Regions from separate parts of the Mus musculus genome. Here region 2 is linked to region 1. Evidence: chromatin loops called from intact Hi-C (ENCODE). Cell type or tissue: gastrocnemius. All regions are shown on one strand. Links, peaks and the distances in the headings refer to the core of each region. The heading gives the core; the rest is flanking DNA. Region 1 overlaps Park7 (Parkinson disease (autosomal recessive, early onset) 7). Region 2 overlaps Rere (arginine glutamic acid dipeptide (RE) repeats).

Evidence for each region. Peaks named below come from ENCODE experiments on the same cell type or tissue, not always from the same donor. Only the 100,000 strongest peaks of a DNase experiment are listed, where the experiment ranks them.
Region 2: it touches region 1 in a loop (2.5-fold over the local background); 2 of 42 quality-filtered maps call a loop at or near these places.

What each region holds. Positions count from the first base shown.
Region 1 is chr4:150,899,127-150,904,495 of GRCm38, reverse strand. Park7 (Parkinson disease (autosomal recessive, early onset) 7) reads left to right here. Exons shown (of 7, transcript NM_020569.3): 5 at 612-681; 6 at 3,402-3,488. Among named protein-coding and RNA genes, the nearest start is that of Park7, 8.1 kb to the left of the region's middle. In gastrocnemius, for the core only: a CTCF peak has its summit at 2,638 (motif pointing right); a DNase peak (open chromatin) is centred at 2,646; H3K4me3 peaks cover 4,865 bases; H3K27ac peaks cover 5,000 bases.
Region 2 is chr4:150,486,095-150,491,463 of GRCm38, reverse strand. All of the region lies in intron 7 of Rere (arginine glutamic acid dipeptide (RE) repeats), which reads right to left. Among named protein-coding and RNA genes, the nearest start is that of Gm52709, 21 kb to the right of the region's middle. In gastrocnemius, for the core only: no CTCF peak of the experiment used is centred there; a DNase peak (open chromatin) is centred at 3,192; H3K4me3 peaks cover 2,887 bases; H3K27ac peaks cover 4,187 bases.

The DNA of each region.
Region 1 (5,369 bases), core at 195-5,194:
CCATGTCCTGTGATTAAAGTCAATGGGAAACTACAACAGCCTAATGCAAGCAGGATGACAAAGGACACTACAGCAAGGTTAGCCAGGTCAGTGGACCAGTGCTGCAGCAGCGGAGTGGGTTAAGCCTAGAAAGTGCTGCCTGCTCAGCCGAGGGTCCAGGACCGCTGTGGGACCACAGTGACAGTGTGAATGCAGGATGGCATCAGAGGCAGCCATTGCTTCTCGTTTCCAGCTCTATGTGAAGAGTCATGCAGGAAAGGAGGCAGGAGTAGGGAGTGGGCTGTTCCTTCTGGGGTCTCTGCCATCTGTAGCTGCTGAACCCCGTGTCCCCTCGCTTCTGCCTCTCCTAGAGCACAGGACAGGGTTACGTGCCTTGGTGACATTGCTTTTTCCTTCCTGTCGTCACTGTGGTGGGCCTTTCCCTTGGGGTGAGTGCCATTGGCCGGGCTTGAGAGCACAGACATGTTAGGAACCTGGCCACTTTTGTACTTCCGGGTTAGAGCGCTTTCTGGGAAACAGCTAGAAGCGAGTTAAGCTGGGAGTGAGGGTCCCAGCTTTCCCGTGAGAGACCGTGTCTCGATGGTGACTGGGTGCTTGGGTTCTCTCTCTAGTCGCCTATGGTGAAGGAGATCCTCAAGGAGCAGGAGAGCAGGAAGGGCCTCATAGCTGCCATCTGTGCAGGTGAGTAAGTGCGGGTGTGGAGCTGTAGCTGGCGAGGGGCTGGCCTGTCTCTGGGAGCTTGACTGCACACAGCTTGCCTTCAGGAAGCCAAAAGGCGCCCACACTGGCTGTTTGGTTTGGGTGGCATGAACTCGTGTCATGGCAGCACTGAGCCCAATTGTTGAGCTTTCTGTCTCTGTCTGCCCTAGGTCGCTAATCTGTGAAACTCAGTGTTTGCCCTGTTTGGTTGACCTCAGGGAAAAATCAGGCTTCTGGAATCCAGCAAACAGCTTGTTCCGGCGCATCTCTGTGCCAGCAGTTAGGCCTGCCAGGAGAGTCAGCAAGAATCTGACCGGCACAAACGCCACACATTTCCCCCGGCCTCGCCTGCCTGGGTGCGTGCTGAGTCTTGGCTTGGGTGCTCTTGAAACCCATGGCTTCAGATGAGCTCTCTCGTACATATCCTGAGCCTTGAGACTATAACAGTTTGCTTCCTGGCCCATTTCAAATCCTTGATGTGGCTTTCCTCTCAGGTGACGGTCTGGCATCCGGCGTCTTCCTCATCAGATGCCTTTTAAGTGTGTCACAGAACAGGTGAATCAGTGACTGAGGAGTGGATGGTTTTGTTTGGGGACCAAGGGACTCTATCTTAGCTCTGGTGCCCTTGCCTCCCCCAGGGGACAAAGCAGATACTGTAGAGACATCTGTGGCTGCTGTCTTACTGAAATGACATCAGACTGACAAGCGCCATCCTTCGGGCAAAGGCTGTGTGCTCCTCCCCTGTTTTAAGATCCTTCCTGGGAGCTGGAGAGATGGCTCTGCAATTAAGAGCACTGACTGCTCTTCCAAAGGATCCGGGTTCAATTCCCAGCAACTACATGGTGGCTCACAACTGTCAGTAACTCCGGTTCCAGAGGATCTGACACCCTTGTGCCAATGCATATAAAATTAAGTTAAATTCAAAACAAAACAAAACAAAAAATCACATTTGGGTTGTCTGGGAGACCAGGCTGTAACTGCCGTGCTGAGGGAGAGGCAGGGCTGCTGTGAGTTCAAGACCATCCTTAGCTACGTAAGAGAGCCTCTCTCCACTGAAGGAAAGAATGGAGGGAAAACATGTGGAAAAAGCTCTAAAAGTTCCCAGTTTAGGACCAAGCATAACTGAGCTGTATGTGCCTAGCATGTGAGAAGCTCCATTCAAAACCGACATACAAAGCCATTCTAACTCCCTGAAGTGACAGAGGTTGTGGGCATCATGGGATGCCACGATTGCATGCTTGAGAGCACATTAGAGAGCCACTGGGAGCACCTACGCATTGCCCTGGGCATCCCGTCTTAGGCTCCCACAGCTCTGACTTCCTGCCGTGCCGAGGCCCAGGGATTTCTGTTGGTTGGTGGTCTTGCAATCCCTGTAACCTGGACTGTCCTGACGGTGGGTACGAAGTCATCAGGGGGCTGGTGTCCTTCGCTGACCTGGGAGACCGGCCTCCCTAGGGTTTGCCTGGGTTTGTTCTTAGACTTGGCTGAAGGTAAACTGCAGTGTCATCGTGTTCCGAGTCGCTGACTGGAACAGCAGCAGCTGGCTCGCTCACTTGCGCTCAGTCAGACCTGAGGGCCTGGCCCTCCTCCGAACCAAGTCACTGTTAAAAAAAGAAACATTACTAGCAGACTGTCCTGTGTCACGGTCTCGGGATGATAAACAGAAAACTGGGGTGGCCCAGGCAGGGAGTGGAGCTCTGTAATGAAGCCTGTCTTCAATCAGCAGTCAAGAGTGACCGTGATGTTACAGTCAGGAGCTCCGTTGTTAGCATCACCCTCGGTGCTGCTGAGTCCAGAAGAAAGTCATCGCAGGGAGGCTTTCCTGAGGGGAGAGAAGGAAGCTTGCAGTGAAGCTTGTAGGTGGCCAGAAGCAGGGAGTGGAAGGACTTACCAGGAACCAGGACACCCAAGGACTTGTAGTTGGTGGGGTGTTCTTCAAGTGTCCACCAGGTGGCGCTGTAGGAAAGGGTGGGGTCTGCTGCCTTGAGCTTGCTGCCGGTTCCCAGAGCTAACTCTTGGCATGGCCTTCTTTTTGTTTGTTTTGTTTTGTTTTGATTTTTCGAGACAGGGTTTCTCTGTGTAGCCCTGACTGTCGTGGAACTCACTCTGTAGACCAGACTAGCCTCGAACTCAGAAACCCGCCTGCCTCTGCCTTTGCCTTTGCCTCTGCCTCTGCCTCCCGAGTGCTGGGATTAAAGGCGTGTGCCACCACGCCCGGCTGGGCATGGCCTTCTTTAGAGGCTCAGATAATGGCAGTGGTAAGTTGTTTTGTCTTCATTTTCAAATCAGGCCTTTGACCACATTAGTTAGTCACTTACTATGACAGGAAGGCGGCCGTGCACACCTTGCCCGGTGCTCACGGGGCTCATGGCGGGAGGATGCGCCTCTGTTGTGTTTAAGCAGTGGGATTTAGAGCCGTGACTGTTCAGACTCGGGTGTTTGCTTTAGAAGAATACTTCTGGTAAACTCTTTGTTTTGTCTTTGTTTTTCTGGGGCAGAGCCCTCTTTGTAGTCCTCACTGACCTGGGACACGCTCTGGAACTGACTCTGTAGACCAAGCTGGCCTGGAACTCACAGAGATCTGCCTGCCTCTGCCTCCTAAGGGCTGGGGTCAGGCGTGCGCCACCTCACACGCTGTATTTCTGTTTTACAGCACAGGTTCTCTCTCCCCTCTCATCTGTATATATACATCTTCTTCCTAGGTCCTACGGCTCTGTTGGCTCACGAAGTAGGTTTTGGATGCAAGGTCACAACACACCCACTGGCTAAGGACAAAATGATGAATGGCAGTGAGTATATCCCTCCCTCCCTGTGCTTCCCTATATGACAGAATCCTAGCCAAGTGGAGGGCTCCTGGCTCTGCACGCACTTCTCAGCGGCGCCAGCCCAGCCTCAGCCTGGCCACCAGAACCCTGACTCGACAGCGGGGAGGGTTGTGAAGTGCTAGTTTAGGTAGTGTTTTTACCGAATCCGTGACAGCAGTTTCAGCAAATGCCTTTTGCCCACAGTGCACAGTGCTGCAGACCTTTGGCAATGTCTTCAGTGGGCGGCCAGCTTGCTTGGTGATGCGTTTCCTTCCTATCAGCTAGGCATTTGAGTTTTATTAACCCTCTGAAAGCAATTTCTCTTTCTGGTGAAGTGAGCAGACAGGGTAGGAGGGCTGACGCGAGGCTGGATGCCCCTCCCCTTGCGCTTTCCTCCTTGCGCTTGTCAGTAAGGCCCGTGACGTGTCCTCTGTGACTCTAAAGCTCCGCTGTAGCCTTTCCAGGTAGTTTGTTATTCAGATCTAGTTAGGCCATTCTGCAGCCTGCTTTTGTGTTTGAGATGGGCCCTCACTGTGTTGCACAGGTAGCTTTGACCTGGACTGAAGCCATCCTCCTGCCTCAGCCTAAATGGGCGTGCAGGTGTGTGCCATATGAGGCTGCACCTTCTCACCTCAACCTCGTCATTACCTTTTTAGCTTTGGCAGGTTGACTTCACTGCTAGTTGGATTTCCTGTGTCTTGCTTGTTTCTTTGGCTCCTGGGTGTGGGCTGTGGTTGGTTTCTGCTTCTTTGCCTATGTGAACCCATGCTGTCGAGAAACTTCCTTAAGTTGCTATTTAATTTTCAGTTATGTGTGTGCATGAGGAGGTGTGCACAGAAGCCAGGAGAGGATGTTCTGTCCCCTGTGAGCCGAGTTACAGGCAGTGGTGAGCTGTCTGGCGCGAGTGCTGGGAATGGAACCCGGGTCCTCTGGCAATAGCGGGACATGCTCTAACCACTGAGCCATCTCTCCAGCCCTGAGAACATTCTTAAATACATACCTGGGCATAACTAGAGCTCCCTTTTTGAAGTAAAATAGTGTACACGCAGTTTTTAAAAGTTCGTACCTTTTTGTTTTAGAGGCTAAGATTCAGCAGTAGAGTGTGTGTTTGGTGTGCAGCGACACATGGAGTTGCTCTGTGACTGCACTTTCGCGTGTTCTTAGCTTTGTCCCAAGTGTTGTTTCCCTGAAAGCCTGTTGCTCTGTTTCAGTTATTAGAGGGAGACTGACTGTCAAACTGGGTGAAACCGCTCTGTTATGAGCTCTGGCTCTTGGGAGTTGAGTTTGTGTGAGCCTCAGGAAGTGAGGTCAGGGTAGGAAGGATGGCACGAACTCAGGCTGCGCTGTGCACCGTGTGCGCCATGTGTACCATGCGCACAAGGGGACAAAGCACATGCTGGTCCTGTGTCACCTGAGCTTCTGAAACACGGGTACTGAGGGCACACAGTGGGACCTCATAGCCTACACAGTGCCCAGCTTACCTGGAGCCTACGGTGTCTTGGCAAGGCAAGGAACCCGGCTCCCCTCCCCTCCTCTCTGTAATGAAGGCTCTCCCTCCCCTACATCATTGCCAGGGTCAGTAAGTCCTGGTTTTAGGACACTCTTTGTCCATTGTACCCTTTGAAAGCAGTCTGAGGGACAGTAGCCATCCTCCACGTGACTCTTGTAGGCGAGGTTCTTCTGGGGGCTCCGTAACACTTGGCTTGGGCTCCCCCTGCCCATGGCAGCAGCAGTAGTCCTCAGAAGTGTGTTGGATGAGTGAGTACTCAGGCAGCAAGGCCTGAGGGCAGGCTGAGGAGGCGCGTGCTCAGAGGCTGACTGCCTTCTCTTGAGGGATCAAGGGCCAAGGACTTGGGCTCTCTGGGC
Region 2 (5,369 bases), core at 221-5,220, 410 kb after region 1:
TCCCCACAAGGTGATCCATTTGCCAAGTCCTAAACTAGGAATGGAGGTTATAAGACTAAATGGCTGGGTAGTGGTGGTGCATGTCTTCAATCCCAGCACTCAGGAGGCAGAGGCAGGTGGACCTCTATGTGTCTGAGGCCAGCCTGGTCTACAGAGCAAGTTCTAGGACAGCCAGGAAATAATTCGTTTTTTTTTTTTTAAAGGAAGAAGTGACCCCTGCTCAACAGAAAAGATAATCACATAGCCACAAATAAATGTATATTTCAAAGAATGTTAACAGAAATGACCTCTAGCCCAGCTGAGTTAAATAACAGTTTGCCTGAGTGTCAGTATGATAGTGCACACTATTTTAAACATATATGTAAGCACCTGTGCCACCTGGATCAGAAACTTAGGATTCCAAAGATTATCAACCACGTGGGCTTTTCCCGAAGACTCATGAGCTCGTGCCTCTAAAGTCTTCCTTCAGCTGGTGTTTCCTACCTTCCCCCATCCAACATCTTTCACAGGCTTAGAACAAGTGTGTTTTTGGTACCAGGCTGCTCAAGATGGGCTGCACTCGTAGGCACACAAACTTGAAATGCACGGCTTCACTCAAATTCATGGTCGAGAGTCTAGCTCTTGCTCCTCTCTTGCTCTTCCCTTCTTCCTCCTGCTCTGTCCCCTTGCTCCTTCCTCACACCCCCACCCATGGCTTCCATGTGCTCATGGCCGGCCTCTATTTCTCTACTCTCTCTTTCTCTGCCTCTACTACCATCTTAACTCCCCTCCCCATGGCCTGAGTAAACTTTATTCTATACTGAAATAAAAAGATCTGAGAACTGTCCATTCTCTCTGAAGTCCATCCTCCTATGTTTCCTCCTACTTCCTGATAGTCCCAAGTGCAGCCAGTGGGGAATGAGCCAAACCGGCCAGCATTACCTACTGATCAACCTGCACAGAGGCCCTCAGCAACCAGGAATAACTGCGATGCTACCCTTCACCTCCAGACATGTCCCAAAACCCCAGACAAGAGACAGACATTCAGAAGCAACTTTCCCAAAAATGTATTTTCTCAAGACAGGAGAATAAAGAACAAATGCATAAACAGAGAAAGCAGTGTTGCTGATTTCAATGCATGTAAAATCAACTCGGAAACCCAGAGGTCACCACAAAGCAGAGCCAGGAACTCCAAATCTTCCATCAAAGCAGGTGGCTGTACCACAACGCCGTGCAAGCCGAGCAGCCAGTCAGCCAAGCAGGTGGACCGAGACTCTGAACGTTCAAACTAAAGAGGAGGAGGAAGTAAGGTCCTTCCAACCACAACCACAAGTCAGCATTCTCCCAAATGTTCAGGCATATGGTCTGCTTCCAGAAGCACTATTATACACTGTGGGAAACACTGGGTATTAACCCCAAACTTCCAAACATAATGTTCAGAAGTGCACAGTCATAAAAGAAAGTGACCCTCACAGGAATGGGAATCAAACACAGAAATATCAACTAAGACCCTAGCACCACCTTACTTCTCTACATAGCGTTTCTTTAGTTCAAATTCTACAATTAAGCATACAAATTTAATGCTTTAGGAATATTTTAAATGTCAGCACTGCTAAACCCTGGCCCAATCAGAGGCCTCTTCAGACAAGATCCCTGTCTCCAGCTAAGACCTTATGAGTCTTCTTCCTTAGAGTCAATACACAGTGAACTTTCCTGTCCCCTAGAAGATGAATCACATTCTTCTATCTTGTAGTGTTTTCTATAGTCCTTACAACTGCACAAAACCTGACTTATGTCTAAATTGTTCCCAACCCTAAAGGGGAGAGGAAATGACAGGCAGCAAGGCAATCCCAAATTTCTCTAATTCCCTGTCTGAGTAAGAATTCCACTGCACAAAATCTGCTAATCCTGATTGGCTCCCTAGTAAACCATAGTCACAGCCCCTACCTGGGCTCTCTCTGCAAACAAGAGGTAAAAACAAACAAAACAAAACAGCTTCACCTGGGTAGAGAGGGCTACTTCATGGTCAGACATCAAGCCACAGGTACCAAACGTGACCTTGTCCACACCTCTGCCTTCTTTGGCAGCAAACCCTTTCCATTTCCACTCTCCTCCTACTCAATGCAAAAAAATCACACAAAATACACATACACCACAGCAAAAACTAACATACAAGAATAAAGAAAAGTATGTGAATCTCAATTTTAACATAGATGTCAATGTTTATAGCCTCTCCAAGCTGGAAAGAGAATTGCCACAAACTCCAAAAAGAAGGCTTTGCTCCTTCAGAAAGAACAGAAGAGAAGCTGATGTGATATGACAGTTCCCTTTGAAAACACACTAAGATGATACAGTTGCAATCGTCATCCACAGCTATCCCCCTCATGTGTCACCTCACAAGAATTATAATTTGCTCTAGCGAACAGGCTCTCAATCAAAACAAGTTCCACCCACCTTCAAAGCAACCAATAGTTGCCCACCTACCACCCTTCCTAAAACAGCCAAACAGATCCATCCTGTGGCCCAGCGATCACCACAAGGCACATGGCTAATGAGGCAGTCTGCAGGTCTGCTCTGCAGGTCTTTAAGACAGACAAGCTCTACAAAATGCACTGGGCAAACCCAGGCTATAATCACACGGAAGAGAGGAAGAGGTGAAGGAAAGGGGTAGAGACATGGATAGAGACTCACAAAGCTTCACACTGTACATTTGCTTAATTCATCTCCTGGTAGACCCCATGCACAGCTCTGATTTTATGCTTCGCAATGCCACCTCTGCATGGCCAGCTGGCAGAATCAAAGGCTTTAGGCACATGCACTATGAATGGCAAGATGATTCATAAACATCTTCAGAAGGAGCTTGAGCAGCAAAGCCAATGTCTTCGAAAGGCCAGGGGAAGATCGCCTACCTGCAGGGGCTGAATGGATCATCCATGACTAACACGGGCTCTCGTGAGTCTAGCTGGATCCCTGCACCTCTACTTACTGCTAAAACTCTGCCCTTTTCTACTCTAAGTACTCAAAATGGAGGCCCATGCAGGCTGAGACCTCACAGAGCTCTCTCTCACTGAGCTTGTGCTATGACCTAAGCCTTCACGCAGAACGCTGAAACTTCCCTCACTCTGACAGGACTGAGCATGTGCTGTGACCCTCCCTCATCCACACACTGTCTCTCCACAACGCAATCAATCTCAACCCTGCTGTTTCCGTAAATAAAGACCAGCCAACAGACTCTGCAGCTTCTCCGAGCACACCAAGCTAGTGTGCAGGGAAGTGGGGCCTTAGAAAGGGGATTCCAGACAGCCAACACCAGGGAACTCCACAAGCCAAGCCAGAAGCGTCCGTCCTCAGGAGACAACAGCAAGTTTTCTTTTGTCTTTTCTATTTTTTAAGTAAGTCAGGTTTTTAAATAACCATGTTTTCAACAAAGAACAAGAACGAGGAAAACAGGTACAAATAACTGCACCTGAAATTAAGCGCAGAAACAGCAGCAGTGCTTAGGAGAAGCAACTAAACACATGTCTTTTTGAAAACGCACTTGACAAAAAGACCAAACAAGCAAGCTAGCCACATAGGTATGGCCACAATGGAGACAGCACTAATACAGCACACAAGGAATGCCATACTTCATGCAAAAAGAACCCCCAAATCTCCAAGTGATTAAATTACAGCATCCTCTAAGGTAATTAATATGAGCCCAGCCAGGTCTCCAAGAATGAACTGAAACAATAAAAACAGCAACAAGGTTCAGATCAAGGATGGGGGGGGGGGGGGGAAATAACCTCAGCAGCAGAGCACTAACCTAGCATGAACCATAATGGTTGGCTGACACTAACCCCCCCTCAGTTAAGTGAACGTGCATGCATATGCCCCTCCCCCCAAATGCCTAAAGACCATCCACTATAAACACCTCAGCATACTTGGAAAAACAAAACAAAACAAAAAAACAACTAACCAACCAACCAACCAACCAACCAAACAAACAAACAAAACATTTCAAGTGCCCTGATTCATTCTCGCACAACACTATCTATAAACCTAAATCTATTAAAACTCATTTTGAAAGATTTCTAAAGCCATGTAACAAGTCCATCTCACTACAGCAATACTGAGGACCAAAGTACTCAGTCACCCTGCCCACAGAGCAGCCAAGAGAGGCCCTGGTAAAACCCTGCAGAACAAGCCTGTCTACCCATCCAGCGTTCGCCTCCCACAAAGCACTGTTTATCATTATGAAATAGCAGGTACGCAGGTTACTCCCGCCTGCAAACTAAATGATCTTTACACCACTCAGTTATAACTTAAAGAAACATCACAAAATTCCCTCAAAACATAAAAGATTGGAAAAAAGGACAGGACCAACTGTTTCTCAGAAATGGAATGGAGTCAAAAAACGAAAATCTTTTCCAAGAACATGAGTTCTTACAGATTCTTAGAGCAGGACATGGTGCTCGGTACCATGTGCAGAGCCCTGTTCATCCTGTGAGACAACATGAGTTCTAAGCTGAGGAATCTACACATTTTCTGCAGAAATACAGCACACCTCAGTCACAGGGCTGAAGGTGAGACTCAGTTATAAGAGTGCTTGCCCAACATGCATGAAGCCCTGGGTTTGATCCTGAGGACCACATGTGCCAGGCAACCCTCGAATTCAAGGAGGTAGGACACCCAAAGTTCAGAGGCTCTCTCAAAAATGTAAAATTTCCTAAGTTCAGAGAGAGAACACATAAGCAGATTTATCTGAAATAGTTTCCCTTTGTCCCAACACATGAAAACAGGGCGACGGGGCGGAAGAGCATTTCCTTAGACCTGCTGCTGCGCTTAGACAGCGCAGAGCTGCTGAAATGGAGCCGGGCATCAAAGAAACTCTTTCACATACAAGAGGCTAACTCGTTACGACGGGAAAGAACTTAATAGCTACACACAGGAAAAAGTTACTATTACATAAAAAGTTACTCCAACTCAAGAAAATCTTATTTTCAAAATTATTGTTTGGGTCTCATTAGCTGCCCTGGGTGACAATGATGGCATGCAACCCAAGTGTCTTCTTCTGACCCCAGGAGGGATCCTGGCTTGTTCCTCCTCAAGAGGTAAACAGGTGACTGGCAGATCGTCCCCTGTGTGTGTTTTTCTGACATTTTGTTGTTGGCTAAGACAGGCAGCTTGTGACAGCTCCCCTGAGGGAGAAGGCAAGCAGGCTACCTACTTCCTCTTTCTTCCAGCTCATCTGCATTTTGAAAAACAAAACAACAGCTCCAAGTGGGGCTGGCTCTCCAGAGAGCTGCGCCCTGGACAGCTCAGCACTGCTTCTCCCCACACTTGCTCACACTGGCACTGGACACTGCTTCTCTCCACACTTGCTCACACTGGCACTGGACACTGCTTCTCCC